Linked DNA regions of Homo sapiens: region 1 is linked to region 2. Evidence: chromatin contacts called from ENCODE Hi-C or POLR2A ChIA-PET data. All regions are on one chromosome and are shown on one strand. Each heading gives the region's core, a stretch centred on a gene start or an enhancer-like site at or near the end of the contact. The rest is flanking DNA. Distances are from core to core; before and after follow the strand shown. Region 1 overlaps AK4 (adenylate kinase 4). Region 2 overlaps AK4 (adenylate kinase 4).

The links. A loop is a pair of places that touch in the nucleus more often than their neighbours do. ChIA-PET counts read pairs that join two places held with the same protein, here RNA polymerase II (POLR2A). Pooled maps may share reads with other maps.
Region 1: a map of HepG2 shows a loop between it and region 2 (1.8-fold over the local background). The contact joins two enhancer-like sites. A Hi-C loop is called at or near these places in 4 of 168 maps with a recorded cell type or tissue (HepG2, Right ventricle myocardium inferior, aorta and 1 more), 6 of 37 single-sample maps with no recorded cell type and 5 of 50 pooled maps. POLR2A ChIA-PET finds 5 or more read pairs at or near these places in 9 of 52 experiments (BJ, GM12878, HCT116 and 6 more).

Annotation. Positions count from the first base shown.
Region 1 is chr1:65,207,566-65,210,271 of GRCh38, forward strand. The region is part of intron 2 of AK4 (adenylate kinase 4); the gene reads left to right. Among named protein-coding and RNA genes, the nearest start is that of AK4, 61 kb to the left of the region's middle. Within about 2 kb of position 1,291, at least 5 of the 41 ENCODE cell types and tissues checked have a DNase peak (open chromatin) inside an H3K27ac peak, as active enhancers do.
Region 2 is chr1:65,173,353-65,176,052 of GRCh38, forward strand. The region is part of intron 1 of AK4 (adenylate kinase 4); the gene reads left to right. Among named protein-coding and RNA genes, the nearest start is that of AK4, 26 kb to the left of the region's middle. Within about 2 kb of position 1,344, at least 11 of the 41 ENCODE cell types and tissues checked have a DNase peak (open chromatin) inside an H3K27ac peak, as active enhancers do.

The sequences.
Region 1 (2,706 bases), core at 41-2,540, 34 kb after region 2:
TTTCCTTCTACTTTCATTTTAGGTTTAGGGGATACATGTGCAGGTTCGTTACACGGGTAAATTTCGTGTACAGATGATCCTGTCACCAAGGTAGCGTAGTACCTGATAGGTAGCTTTCCAACCTGCACCCTGGTCCTGGTTCAAGCAGTCCCTGTTGTCTGCTGTGCCCACCTTTGTGCCCATGTGTATTCAATGATTAGCTACCCCTTATAAGTGAGAACACATGGTATTTGGTTTTCTGGTCTTGAGTTAGTTCTCTTAGGCTAATGGCCTCCAGCTGCATCCATGTTGCTACAAGGGACATGATCTCATTCTTATTACGGCTGCATAGTATTCCATGGTATATGGAATATATACCACATTTCTTTATCCAGTCCATCATTGATGGGTATCTTGGATGATTCCATGTTTTTGCTATGGTGAATAGTACTGTGATGAACATACAAGTACATGTGTCTTTTTGGTAGAACAATTTATTTTCCTTTGGGTGTATACCCAATAATAGTTTTGCTGATAGTCGTAAGTTCTTTGGGAAATCTCCACAGTGCTTTCCACAGTGGCTGCACTAATTTACATTCCCACTAGCAGTGTGTAAGTGTTCCTGTTTCTCTGCAACCTTGCTGGCATTTGTTGTTTTTTTACTTTTTCGTAGTAGGACAGCTGCTGCTTCTTTTCACCATCTGTTAATAATAACTGGATGACATGGAATATGGAGGTCTTTGATACATGTACAAATAAACATTGTGTAAACAGATAAGGAAAGTATACGATAGGAGAGAGAAAAGGCCTTTATGAAGCAGGTTTTGGTGGTAATTAATTTGCTACTAAGGCTTCCAGTTGGTGATGTGAGTGATTTGAACTCCTGGGCTAGGGAAGGCTGTGGAAGAATAACCAACCACCTGCTTTCAACTTTAAGCTAATCATCAGTGATTGATTGTCATGAACAATGGCTTGCATTTGTAACTTGGTTCTTACTTATTCAACAACTGGGAAGAGATGGGCGGTCCGAAGCAACTATGTTAGCTCCAGATCTTAATGGAGGTAGGAAGGGGGCTGATGTCGCATAGCCTTTTCACAAGCTGCCAAACCCAGGCGGATGTTGGAAGTTGCCCTTCTGAACTGCCCTTTCATTTCCATCAGGCGGAGGGCTTGCTTTGCTGCCTGGGAACGTGGTGGTGGACTCTGGCTCTGCACCCTTCCTGCAGAGTGAATGCGCTCCAAATTAGAAAAACAGAAGTGTCCTACTTTCTATTCCCCACCACTGCCTCAGCTTGTTGCCGCAGCACCTCCTGCTTCAGCTGCCCTTCCTTGGGTTCTTGGCATGGCTGGGAGGAGCAGGTGCCAAGGCCCAGTGGCCAGCACTGCTGGGAACACAATACCAGTCAGGAATTTAATGATATCTCACTGCACTTAGTAAATATTTTGTGGGGGGGGTCTTAAAAAAAACAACCTGTAGATGTCATAATTAGTGATATAACAAGACAGATTCTGGAAGAAATTTAAAAATATAAAATTTCAGCTTTCAATCTGGATTGGCTGTTTGAATGAAAAGAGTGAGCAGCTTTTCTAGGCTTGGTTAGGGGATGAGGGATAGCGATAGTCTGGTGTGGAAGCATGATAAAGCATGCGGTGGAACAGACCCTCTGAGGAGCTAAAGGGAGGAAAGCAAGCAGTCCATGCTTAAACATGATCTTTATTTTACGTTAGCTCTTGGCATTTCTACTTCTTCAACAATTAATGGAATATATTCACATTTGGAATGGGCTAATTAAGGAACCTAGAATAACGCTAGTCAGTCATTTAGAAAGCCTTTCTTGGAGTGTTACTTTTAGTAAATGTAAAAGCATACTTCAACTTGTAATTCTCTCTAAATGGAAAAATTATAAATGCTGCCACCTGTTGACAAAATTTGAGGGTGCATTCTACTCCAGTTGGTCAGTGATCCCTGCCGACAGGGGATCTTACTGGCTGGATAATGACCCTCAGCTAAAAATGCTTTAAAATGTGCTGGTCTGACTGTACCTTATCTGACATTCTGTTCTTGGCGGCTGATTGGTGTGAGAAGTACACCTGAATTGCTTTGATTTGTTTAGCCCAACTTGAGACACAGATGTAGATCAATTTAAAGAATGCTGAAGCTCCCATGCTACCTTATAGAATCCATCATTTAAGACACCATTTCATATTGTATGCCCTGAAGCCTTAAAGTGGATCTGTGGCTGAAAAGTATGTTTTTCTTTTTCTTTTTTTTCTTTTTTTGAGATAAGAGTCTTGCTCTGTCACCCAGGCTGGAGTGCAGTGGCATGAACATGGCTCACTGCAGCCTTGGCCTCCTGGACTCAAGCGATCCTCCTGCCTCAGCCTCCTGAGTAGCTGGGACTAAAGGCATATACCACCATGCCTGGCTAATTTTAAATTATTTTGTAGAGACAGGATCTCACTTTGTTGCCCAGGCTGGTCTCAAAATCCTGGGCTCAAGTGAAATCCTCTCAAAATGCTGGGACTGTAGGTGTTGACCATTCTTCTCGGCTGAGTATCCATATTTTAAAAGTCTTGTAGATGAATAAATACTACTACTTACTTGGTAGAGCACTTGCCCTTATGTCTAACCAGAGTGAGAGAGAGCCCCTTTTCAGGACCTGTGACACAGCACCCCAAACTTTGGAGGCAGCCTTAGCCTATCCCCAGGGCCTCTGTGACCATTGC
Region 2 (2,700 bases), core at 94-2,593:
GTCCTCCAGCTTTATATACCGAATTAGAAAGACTTGGGCCCTCATCCTTTACTCAGTGGCTTCCCGGCACTCCACACCACATCTCTAATACTGGGTATTTTCTCTGGTCACCTCTTCCTCAGATTGCATACTTCCCTGTAATTTTTCACTTCTGCGTTTCAGTCTTTCCTTGGAAAGGCTGCCCTTTCTGTATGACTTCATCCCATGTTGGACCCGACCCTCCTTCTTTCCTTCTCCCAAAGCACTACTCATACCTGTAATCCCAGCACTGTGGGAGGCCAAGGTGGGCAGATCGCTTGTGCTCAGGAGTTCGAGCCTGGGCGGCATGGTGGAACCTCATCTCTACAAAATACAAAAATAATTAGCCAGGCGTGGTAGCGCACGCCTGTAGCCACAGCTGCTTAGGAGACTGAGGTGGCAGGATCCCCTAAACCCGGGAAGCTGAGGATGCAGTGAGGCATAATTGTGCCACTGTACTCCAGTCTGGGTGACAAAGGGAGACCCTGTCTCAAAAAAAAAAAAATAGACTACTTAGCTGAGGTGGTTGTATTAAGGTTTGGGGTGATGGGGATTAGAGTCTGGCACAAGGAAGTTGACATGGCATGTTAGACACCGGTGTCCTAAAAACCTATCAGCCATTCCCCACACACCCCTTCAGCCACTGCCTGCCCCTCCCCTGGCTTAGGTTCAGCTCACTGATTTCTTGCTCTTTTCCCTTCTGGAGAGTCTGCTCTTTTTCTGTTCCTCAGCTTTCAATCCTCCAATACCAGAAGGATTTGGCTTTCTAATCCAGAATAGTTTCCCTCTTCACCCTCAACCCCCCAAATAAACCCTAGCCTTACCTTTATTGATCCAAAAACTCATTAGTTTTTCCTGAATGAAGGGCCCAGAGCAAAGCATAGGCAGATGTTTTGACACTCTAGTTGTTTTTTTTTTAACCTGATTAAATTTTTAGATGAAGTTTATTTTCCCCCAAGTCTCTCTAAGAATACAAGGAACTCGTTTTCTTAATTCAGAGACTGAGTTTTCTTAATTTTCTTTCTTAAATTCAGAGACCGAATTTCCCTTTGGCAAAGACAGATCCTCGAGTGTCAGGACTTATTATTATTTTTTTCTTGGCTACAATTTGCCTTCTTTTTTCTTTTAACATACCTCATTTACTCACTTAATTTAAAAAATACTGTTGGGATCCTTTGCTCCCTGAGCCTTTGTTTAAGTCACTGAGCTCAACAAGACCTGCCCTTGAGGTGTTCTCAGTTCACAAGGGGAAAGGGGAAAGGGACAGATGGTTGAACAAAGAATTACGGTGTGAGAGAAATTGCTTGAGGAAGTGAGCAAAGGCTTTGGACACAGGGTCTAGGGAGCTACTTGCTGTAGGGCATGTGTTAAGAGTTCAGGCTTTGGAACCACATTGACTGGGAAGCCAGCCAGGCAAGTTACTCAAACACTTTCTATTTCTTCAACCACAAACCAAGAATAATAATGGTACTACTTCATACGGTTGTTGTAAGAATTAATTGAGATAATACGTACAAGGGAGTATAGAAAGACTTGACCCAATATTTGCTTATTTATTTTTTCTTTTTAAAATTTTTATGGATATCTATTTTTAATGTGCTCCATGGTAGGAATTAGCTTAATCCTGCAATTAAGTGAAACACATTTTAAGAATGTATAATATTTTCTCTTTTTGTGTGCCACTTTTTATTTTAAACAACCAAAATAGTGGTCATGACCTTCATTTGACAACCCCTGGTCCAGTACTTCCTAAGTGTTTCATTACTGTTGCCACTGGTATCGTTGTTCTTGCTGGCTGTTGAAGGATGATTGTGTGTTGGCCCGCTCAGTGGACTGCTTGTCCTTGCTGATTGCTGAGGAGGTCCTGTCAGAAGAGTGTCCGCATCAGCTCTCCCTGTTCCCGTTTCCCTTCCGGAGGTTGCTGAGCAGCACACATTTTTGGAGCCCTTGCTGTAGTTCTCCAACAGGGCATTGCCAGAGTTACTACAGAGAGAGAGAGGGAAGACTCTCATGGGCAGCAGTAGCAATCCATCCTGTGTGAGCAGATGGCACTGGAGAATAGCAGCCTTGCTTCTGCTGAGCTGCAGCCAAGATCCTGTTCAGAGAGGCAGCCAACAAGGTGCATGGCACAGCCGGATAGATTCACACTCTGGGCCTTGTGCAATGGCAAGGAATTACTATTTGTGTTGCTTTAAAAGTGACATTCCTCCTTATCCTCTGAATGCGTCTAGTACTTGGGCTGTGCTCAGGTTACAGGGAGGCTGTTCTATGGTTTTTACAGAGTAAGAAAATCCAGAGGGCCCCTGAGATTTCCAATGTAATCCTACTCTGTAGGGCTGAAAGTGCCTGCTATGGTGGATACCAAGGCAGATTTCCAGAACATGAGCTTGAGGAGACGGTTAAACATTCTGGGTTTAAAACTCTTCTGTGATTTTGGCAAATCTTTCAGATTACTTGCCGTTTTCCTATTTGCTCCCTTGCCCAACTTCTGTTGCATTCATCCCAATCTGCTTTTCTCCTCCGCTGCTTATATAAAGCCGCGTGTGGTATTACACCAGATGTTCATGGTGTGTTTATGAATGCATGTGTTCCTATCCCGGGCCAAGAAAATACACTTGACATAGGACGTCCAAAATTTTTTGGCTTATGAAGCTCCAGTATCTTTTACTTTCACTACTTATT